Linked DNA regions of Mus musculus: region 2 is linked to region 1. The links are chromatin loops, found by intact Hi-C in ENCODE. Cell type or tissue: left cerebral cortex. All regions are shown on one strand.

Region 1 (5,000 bases):
GTGTGTCCTCAGGACCACTGTCTATTAACTCCTGTGTTCATCAAAGCCAGTCTCCCAGGTAACACAGCAGAGTAGGGTAGGGTCCTCACAGGATGTAGATGTTACCTTAGGTCAGTGGTACAAAGGGAAATGCAGAAACCGGTGTGTTCTTAAGTCAGAAGTATGGTGAAGAGTGCCAAAAGGTTTAATTGATGGAAAAATGTGAGCACAAAGGCAGATAATAAAACTGGGGGATAAAAGAGGGTATTCTGGCTGGAGAGAGTGGACTTATTTATTTCACGTGCAGAACAGTGAAGAGTAAGTAAGAATTTAATGAGTATTGCAGTTAAGCATGCTGTAGTATTGATCATCTTTCAGGCTGTTTATGAGGATGAACTGGGGAGGACTCCCAAGATGAGGTGTTAGCAGCCAGTATCAGAAAAGCACTGCATTATGGAAAGCTATTGTCTTAGTGGGATGGCCAAGATGTGACATCCAAGTAAATGGACCCAAAGTAATCTGGAGGGCATCTTCAGTAAAGATCCGGGAGAATTCTGACTTTTCATCTCAAACCAACTTAGTGCTACCAAGGAAGGTGGCTGTAGAAGAGAACAGTGAAGCGGATCTCAGGGAATCCTGGGGTTTGCTATGGTACAAATGGAGTTGAAGCACCTTTGAAGGGCATTGAACAGATTTGAGGGACTCGGCATAGAGCTGGGCTAGAGATGTCACCCCCATGTGTGTAAGTGAGTGTTGGTGGGTATAGATAAGATGGGATATTTTTGTTTTCTGACTCCTGAATCCTGACAATTTGCAACACTGGTTGTCTTAGCTACCTCCCCTCCTGGGAAATCCCCAAACACTATGGCCAAGGTTTTTTCTTCTGATTCACAAGGACCCATACTTGGCTGTTTGGAAGGCATATGGTCAATGATTGCACACCCCATGGTCTTGTAGTTGTAGCAATTGGACTTGATTTTGTTCTTTCTGATGTTCATAAAATAAATTTGATCTCGTGGTAACTCTTGGTCTTTGACCTGTAAGAATCAAACCAATAAACTGATTAAATCGTCAAATGGATGAACAGAGAGAGAGAGAGAGAAGGGTCAAGACGATTCTGGCCGAGGAGACCTTCCTAAACATTCTGACTCTTCCCATGTGTTACCAAACTACACTGATCTGGGTTATCCTCAGAGGATATGCATTCCCCATCTTTGAGTTGGCGCATCGCTGAGAAACTCTTGGGTGTCTGTGAGGGCTTCTCTTCCTCATATCTTAGCGCTCAGAAGTGATTACTTTTCTCTAAGTTGCCTCCTACTCTATCGCCCTGACAGGTTTTAATGGCTGCATTGCCTCAGTGCTCTATGGTGGAGAGAGCCTCCCCTTCAGTGGGAAGCACAGCTTGGCGTCCATCTCCAAAACAGACCCTTCAGTGAAGATCGGCTGTCGGGGCCCTAACATCTGTGCCAGCAACCCCTGCTGGGGCGATCTTCTGTGTATCAACCAGTGGTATGCCTACAAATGTGTCCCTCCTGGTGACTGTGCATCCCACCCTTGCCAGAATGGAGGTAGCTGTGAACCAGGTCTGCTCTCCGGCTACACTTGCAGCTGTCCAGAGTCGCACACAGGGAGGACCTGTGAGACGGTGGTGGCCTGCCTCGGTGTTCTCTGTCCTCAGGGCAAGGTGTGCAAGGCTGGAAGTCCAGGGGGACACGTGTGTGTCCAGAGTCAGGGTCCAGATGAGATATCCTTACCTCTGTGGGCAGTGCCTGCAATTGTGGGCAGCTGTGCCACAGCCCTAGCGCTGCTGGTCCTCAGTTTGATTCTATGCAACCAGTGCAGGGGAAAGATGCCCAAAAACCCCAAAGAGGAGAAGAAGCCGAAGGAGAAGAAGAAAAAGGGCAGTGAGAATGTAGCTTTTGATGACCCAGACAACATCCCTCCCTATGGGGATGACCTAGCTGTTAGGAAGCAACCTGAGGGGAATCCCAAGCCGGACATCATAGAGCGAGAGAACCCCTATCTAATCTTCGATGAGACTGACATCCCCCACAACTCAGAGACCATCCCTAGTGCCCCGCTGGCTTCCCCTGAGCAGGAGATTGAGCACTATGACATCGACAATGCCAGCAGTATCGCGCCCTCAGATGCAGACATCATCCAGCACTACAAACAGTTCCGAAGCCACACGCCTAAGTTTTCCATCCAGAGGCACAGTCCTCTGGGCTTCGCCAGGCAGTCCCCTATGCCCTTGGGAGCAAGCAGTCTGACCTACCAGCCTTCTTCATATGGCCAAGGGTTAAGAACCAGCTCCCTTAGCCACTCGGCCTGCCCCACTCCCAACCCTCTGTCCAGGCACAGCCCAGCTCCTTTCTCCAAACCATCTGCCTTCTACAGGAACAGCCCAGCCCGGGAACTGCATCTTCCTCTGAGGGATGGGGGTACGCTGGAAATGCATGGGGACCCCTGCCAGCCTGGCATGTTCAACTATGCCACCAGGCTAGGGAGAAGAAGTAAGAGCCCTCAGGCCATGGCATCTCATGGATCGAGACCAGGGAGTCGCCTCAAACAGCCCATAGCACAGATCCCTCTAGAATCTTCTCCTCCCGTGGGACTCTCCATAGAGGAGGTAGAGAGGCTCAACACCCCTCGACCCAGAAACCCCAGCATCTGCAGTGCAGACCATGGGAGGTCCTCTTCTGAAGAAGACTGTAGAAGGCCCCTGTCCAGAACCAGGAACCCAGCAGATGGCATCCCTGCCCCAGAATCGTCTTCTGACAGTGACTCCCATGATTCTTTCACGTGCTCAGAAATGGAATACGACAGGGAGAAGCCCGTGGTCTACACTTCCAGGATGCCCAAGTTATCTCAAGTCAACGAATCCGATGCAGATGACGAAGATAATTATGGAGCCAGACTGAAACCCAGAAGGTACCATGGACGCAGGGCTGAGGGGGGACCAGTGGGTACCCCTGCAGCAGCGTCTGGGGCTGCAGACAGCACCCTGAAGCTGGGGCAGCAGGCAGGCAACTTCAACTGGGACAACCTTTTGAACTGGGGCCCAGGCTTTGGTCATTATGTGGATGTCTTTAAAGATTTGGCCTCTCTCCCAGAAAAAGCAGCTGGTAACGAAGAAGGTAAAAGTGGGGCAGCTAAACCAGCCGCCAAAGATGGGGAGGCAGAACAGTATGTGTGAGGTGTATGTGTGGGCAAGAAACACTCAAAGCACGGTGTGGCTTCCCACCAGCGGGGGTCACCTTTGTAAAACAGGCCAGTATAGACCGGTGGCCAGGGACACATTTAAAGTTAACCACAAAGCTGCTCACATAGACTCCAAACGACTGACTCTTTAATTTAAATGTGCTCAGTGGAACGGAATGATCCTCCTGCATGCATCTTGTTTTGTGATGAGTTTTGGGGCATGCAACATTGGGAAGTGTTGCTTTGTGTTTGGTTTGTGGTTTTTTGCCGTTTATACCATTGCAGTTGTAGACTCGAGCTTGTGCTTTCACAGTGGGGTTGCTTGTTTCCATTGTAGTGTTACGGTTGTGTTTTACCTTGCAAGATCATTTAAGTTTAGCCAACCCGTGTGGAGTGCAGGAAGGAGGACTTCCCACCTTGGAGGGATGAAAGGCTGCACATTTAACACTCTTCAGATGAATAGATTCATATGTGATGTCGCTCAGACACAATAAGGGCTTGTTTTACATGACGGTGGGTACTAAGAATAAGTCATTTTGTTCCGCACTTTAAAGCTTTCTTAAAAACTGTGTTGACACTTGTGTGTCTCCGTGCGAACAGTCATGGCCTCCTGACTTACCTCAGGCTTCCAGGAAGAACAAGATGACCACATACTGTCCCCAGAACACTGCCACCTTTCCTCTTCCGGGATAACATTCTCAGCGCACTTCTAAGAGACAATTTTTAAAGTTATTTATTGAAGAAAAAAAGTTCTATGCTTTTAACATTGTAACAAATTGACCTATGCAGGCCCTAATTGGTTTTATTTTCTATCCATTCAACATTTACCCCAAGTACCCAGTTTTTATAATTTATATAAAGTCAGATTGCAATGTTTCTTACTTTCCGTCGTTTTGTAGATCATTTTTTTAATACTGTGTAAAACTTTTTTTTTTTTTTTTTTACACCTGAGCTGTGGTTTTGATACTGATATTTTCCTATGCCGGAAACTTTTCTTGCTTTCAGGGAAGGTAAGAAAATGTGTTTTTTACATTTGTTACTTATGTAACATTCATATTTTCACAGTTTGATATCTGTAACATACTGTATGCTTTCTACCTGTAAATGCCAACAATAGAATTAAAATATTTATTTAAAATACTGTGTCCTAGGGTCTCAGTTTCTATCTTTCTCTGTTCTAATGTAGGCAATTGAAAATATTTTGTTGTTGTTGTTGTTGTTATTAGAGAGACATATAGCAAGATAAACTTATAGAGGCCATACCACTTAGTGCTAAAAGTCAGATCTGTGGATAACAGCCAGCAAAGCCACCCTAAAGCCACCCAGTGCATTCCTGCTTACCAGCGTCCTGGGATTTGCCGGTAGCAGATGATTCTAAGCTAGTAAGGTCCTGGAGGGCCAACCTTGTGAGCCCTGTCTAAGCACATTCACTATTTAAGACAGGATTTCTCTGTGTAGTTCTGGCTATCCTTGAACTCTCTTCTTTAGACCAAGCTGGCCTTGAACTCACAGAAACCCTCCTACCTCTACCTCCCAAGTGCTGGGATTAAATTGCATGTGCTACCACTGTCTGGCCACATTCACTATTTAGAACTTTCCAGCTAAATCTGTTCTGTGAGAGACAGCTTCAGACTGGGCTTATGGTTGTAGAAGCATCCATGAATTAAAGTCAATTGTGAAAGATCTCTTGCCCTTGTTTTCTTCAAGATTACAGCTCCATATTTTTCTAAATCCAAAGCAGGTAAGAGGAATGTCAGAGAAGGTCTCCGACATGTAACCATTATTAACTCTCACATGGAATATCTACACAGTGAGCATGC
Region 2 (5,000 bases), 810 kb after region 1:
AGCAAAGACATAAAAGAGAATACCCTAAGTCCAGCCATGGCACACAGTAGGACGTCTCCAGATGTATATAGGACAGTGAAAGAGCGATTAGGCTGTATTGATGCCAAAGACTGTGGTATGGTGGAAATGACCTGCGTCTTAATATGTGTATGCATTACATTTATATCTAACTCATATTAACATTAAAACTAAAGCCAATCATGCCATGTGATAGAAACTGATTGGAAGCTACATGACCGTAGCCACTGAAGTCAGATGGTGGAGTGTTGCATCTCCTCCTAGTACTGTTGTTTTTAGTGGATTTGTGGAATGGTTTTTAATTTCCTCCAGGTCAAGGTCATCCCTTAGTGTTGTATAAAGTGCACATTTATCTTCCCCAAACTGAACCTGAGAGGTTTCTTAAACTTAGGGACTGACTTGTCAGATGCCAATCAAGACCCAAACTTTTGTATTCAGTCTCCCTTTAGATCAATTTAATTTTCACAAGCCTCATTCCGTAAGAAGAGAGTCACAATTTATAATTACTAAGAGTGAAGGGTATGTACCTTGGGCTTTGACACGCTCACAGAAAATAGAAGAACTAAGGTGTCTCTAGTCAGGAGCATTAGGCCTCAAATACTAGAAACATAGACAAGGACATTGCACTCTACCCCTATAATAATTCTTATGGCTTTGCCTTTTAGAAGCCACTTCCAGAGTTTCAAGTGGTCACTGCCATGGACTGTCCTCCCTTGTGCTGTATTTACACAAAAGAAGTGACCGAGACTTGCAAAGGGTCAGAGCCCAGTATCTAATTCATCCTTCCCATTCAACAGCATAATTGAGTCACACACTTACATTCACAGAGCTAATCAATAAAATGAGTCTGCTTGGCACATGTCCAAGTAGTCACAAATTCACTGCTTCAAGGAAACTTTGTGGCTGACAATTTCGTTTCATTTCATCCTTCTGCCTATGAACGCTCAGTTTGGATGTCAACAGTAAATTTCATTATTTAAGTTTGAAATACTTTTCAAAATGACCTTAAACACTAAAAACACTCTTTCTTTCTGAATTTGTGATAAATTTTATACAATGTAAATGGGATGACACAAATGAAGTCCAGAGTGGCTTTAATAACCCATGCAATGAGTACCTGTCTTTCCTATTCTTATGTACACCCACATTCAACCATATTTCCAACTTTATCTCCTGTTGCTACATAGTCAATACTGTCTCCCAGTGTCATAGTCACAAACCACAGTAACTATATTATGTGACAATATAGCCTTTCTACTACAGAGATCATCATTACTAAAGTATCTTCTTAGTAGTGATACTTTTCAAATAGAAACACAGTGTAACTTGTCAACAAGTAGTGGGGCAGAGCTTCAGAAAGGACCCTACTGATACTCCACTCCCAAAGAGTGCTAACCCTCACCCATGCCTTGCTTGTCTCCAGTCCCTGAGAAAAACTGCTATAGTGAAAGAGCCCATGAGGAAGCCACACAACCACGTGGGATGTGGAGCAAACCTGTGCCGCCAGGTCCACTTCCAGAGCTACAGAAATGGTGAGACATTTGCTATCTTGGGGCAATTAGATCTCTCTGCTTCATTCCAGTAGACTAAAAACAGAAGGAACTCAGGGACTCACATTAATAATCACAGGGTCAGGCATCAGAAGGATCAGTAGCTGGCTGGTCGATGGCATGGTGTACTGGCATCTGGGGCTTCCCAATATGAGGAAACTTACATAAATTGTCTCAATTAGTTATCATCTGCAGATCCAGACATATAATATTAACTATTTGGACACAAATCTTATTCAAAAAGTACCACACTTCAACCACACTTGTCTCACGTAGTTGCTTCTGGTATGTTTGTCCCTAAGTGGGATGAAGCACAACAGTCAGTGTGCCACAGAAACTGAAGAATGCCCCTGGGTGTTTGCTTTGCTCACACTTCACACTCAGAAATGTTACTGCAGGAGAGAGTAGCAAGCCAGTGACCCAAGCCTAAGCAATAACCATTTTCTGCAATATAATTATGCAATTGTCAAAGTTGATTAAGAAGTCAAAACAAAACCTGACAAATTACAAAAGAAAATATAGAACCCGAAGTGGTTTAAACTTAAAATATTTATTTAAGATTTTTTTGACATTGTATAAAAACAATAGGTTTTGGCTTACACACACTTTCACATGTAAAGATCCCACCCCGCCCACGGCATACGGGCTTCTCTGTGTGGCACTGCCATCTAGTGGCTAACTAACTAGTGGGTAGCCTGCTTTACTTTGAGCGAACAGTTATTGTTCCAGAAATATTTAATGAGCATCTGCTATGTGCAGCATACTTGTAACAAGCTCTGGGAGTCGTAAAATGATGGAAACTTAATTTCTGAGTGCAAAATTTTATTTGTTCTTTCCTATAGAATAAAAGCAGCATGGTAGAGAATCCCTTGCAACCTCCACTTGAAACTGTGTAAAATTATGAAGTTATGTACCCTGATGTTTAAAAAGTTTCTGGTAGAAAGTATAAAAGCAAAAAGCACCAAGAAAACAAGCCCCTTCCCCAAATCAACATGAGCAAAGGTCGTATGATCTCACAGAGACTGAAGTAGCAATTGTGGGGCTTGCACGGGATTGCTCCAGGTCCTGTGCACATATGTTATGGTATCCACTTCAGTAAGTTTATGGGGCTCCTAATAAGTGAATGAGTGGATTTCTAATTTGCTTGCATTCTCCTGGGTTCTCTTCTTTCTGTTGTTGTTACTATTGTTGTTGTTCTGTATGTGTCCAATTCCAGAATGTTAGTTTGTTTATGATTTTACTTTATTATTATCTCTTAGAAGCCTGTTTGGTTTTTAATGAGAGACAGAAATAGAGTGGCTTCGGATGGGAGGAGAAGTGTGTAGGAACTGAGAGGAGTAGAGGGAAGGGAAACTGTCATCGGGATGTGAGAGAAGAATCTATTTTTAATTAAAGAAAAAATAGCAATAAAAACTTCTGGTGCCTTCTAGACATCTCCACTCTCATATCCCATCGCCCATTAAAAACAGAAATTCCATAATGAAGCCAGGTTTAGTGAGGGACACAGCAGTAGTTCCAGCATTGGGAAATGGGGACAGAAGAATCATAAGTTCAAGACTATTCTCAGCTCTGCAGGTTTGAAGTGAGCCTGGGCTATGTAAGACTCCGTCTTAATGAATAAAGAAATTAATGAAAGAATGAGTGAGTTAGCAAGTGAATAAACCAATAAGTAAACAAACTTGTGATAGAATGTATGGAGGAGAATCAGGTCATGACAACAGAGAGCCTGTATACAATGTAAATATTCTGAATGCGATTCTTACGATGGACATTAGTCAGTAGCTCACAAATTTCTTCAAAGACATTTAGGGTTTTTTTTTTTTTTTAGAATAACAAAATCAAATTTTAACACATTTATTATGAGAATCCATGGCTTACTTTAGCATAATAGGATGTTTTTACAAATCTAATAAAATACAAATTATATAAACTTTCAGCTATAAGAATAACTCTTGGTCTGGTGGAGGCTCGATGACCCAGTGTAGGGGAATTCTAAGGCTCTGAGGCAAGAGTGGGTGGGTGGTGAGGGGATAGGGAGTTATGGAGAAGAAACTGGGAAGGAGGATAACATTTGAAATGTAAATAAATAAAATAACCAATTTAAAAATGAAAAAACATTAAATAAAAAAATGAAGATATGAAAAAATAAAATAAAATAATTCCCCATCTGCAATCATGGTGCCAAAGAGCTGTTTAAGCTGCGGTTACAGAGAAACACATCACTAGAGATATCAGTAGCAACCAAAGATGGAGTTGAAATTAAAAAAAAAAAAGTACTCAAAATTATTGACATCTTTATGAAAATCTATGACATTGTGTGTACACATATACGCATGTGTGCATACTTCTTGAATACTAACAACCAGAACATCTAGCATATTCTGAATAAGTAACTGAACGTCTATATAGCTCTTAGATTATACTGATTTATTTGACTGTATCATTAAAGAAAACCTGCTTGTTTGTCATCTCTATCCAGGTCATAGTTAACCAAGTAAAGTCACCATTTGTAGAGTGCTTTGTAGTTCATTAAACAATTTTGTCCACACATCTGCAGGCCAATACTCCTTCCCTATTTGACACATGACGTCTTTGCTTTGCACACAGAGCAGAATGGGTTGTTTCCTCTAAGTCAGCAGCAAGCTATTTGCTGGAAAACACTGACATGTCACAGTATGTCTAGAAGATGTAATTAACCTTCTTTCCCCCACAAAAAAAAGTCAATGGATCAAAGGAAAATTGAAATTAAAAATTAAGTGTATTTTTCTATGATATAATGAACTTGGTCATGTGTGCCTATTCAAAACAATATACATATACACATATACATACACACATGTGTATATACATGTGGATGTATATACATATGTGTCTGTGAGTGTATATATAAATATATTGTTATATGTATATTAATATATTATCAACACATATTATTAATATATTAATAACATGTTATTAAGCACTATAGATTATATATTAATTATATATCCTTTTATGTTAATTATAGAAAGTATAATACAATATTTAAAAACAATGATAGTTAATAATATAATACATTATGTATTATTAATATAACATTACATGATTAGTATATGTGTATATATGTGTGTATCAAGATATGTAAACATGATATATATTTAATTTAATATAGTTTTTGTTCTATTTAAAGGTTTATTCATTCTGTGGATTAACCACCATCTGGTAGCACACGCTACATGTCTGTATTCTTCTCACACAGACTTTACTTGATTTACCTGAGATGCTGTGTGGTTTCCAAGGTACATAGCCTTCCTTTGAGACATCTTGGAGTCACTGTCCAAGGCTGAACACACTGAATCTGCTTTGTCAGTTAGCATCATCTTCTGATATGTACTTTGCTTGGGTTTTAATTAAGGTGTCCATGTGTTAGATTTCTTCCTATTCTAAGTTGTC

The links. Peaks named below come from ENCODE experiments on the same cell type or tissue, not always from the same donor. Only the 100,000 strongest peaks of a DNase experiment are listed, where the experiment ranks them.
Region 2: it touches region 1 in a loop (2.5-fold over the local background); 2 of 42 quality-filtered maps call a loop at or near these places.

The regions. Positions count from the first base shown.
Region 1 is chr3:39,007,668-39,012,667 of GRCm38, forward strand. Fat4 (FAT atypical cadherin 4) reads left to right here. Exons shown (of 17, transcript NM_183221.3): 17 at 1,314-4,318. The coding sequence ends at 3,175. Among named protein-coding and RNA genes, the nearest start is that of C230034O21Rik, 120 kb to the left of the region's middle. In left cerebral cortex, a CTCF peak has its summit at 2,733 (motif pointing right); DNase peaks (open chromatin) are centred at 2,802, 3,093 and 3,677; H3K27ac peaks cover 270 bases.
Region 2 is chr3:39,812,798-39,817,797 of GRCm38, forward strand. No RefSeq gene overlaps it. Among named protein-coding and RNA genes, the nearest start is that of Gm46834, 100 kb to the left of the region's middle. In left cerebral cortex, a CTCF peak has its summit at 2,242 (motif pointing left); DNase peaks (open chromatin) are centred at 1,935 and 2,227.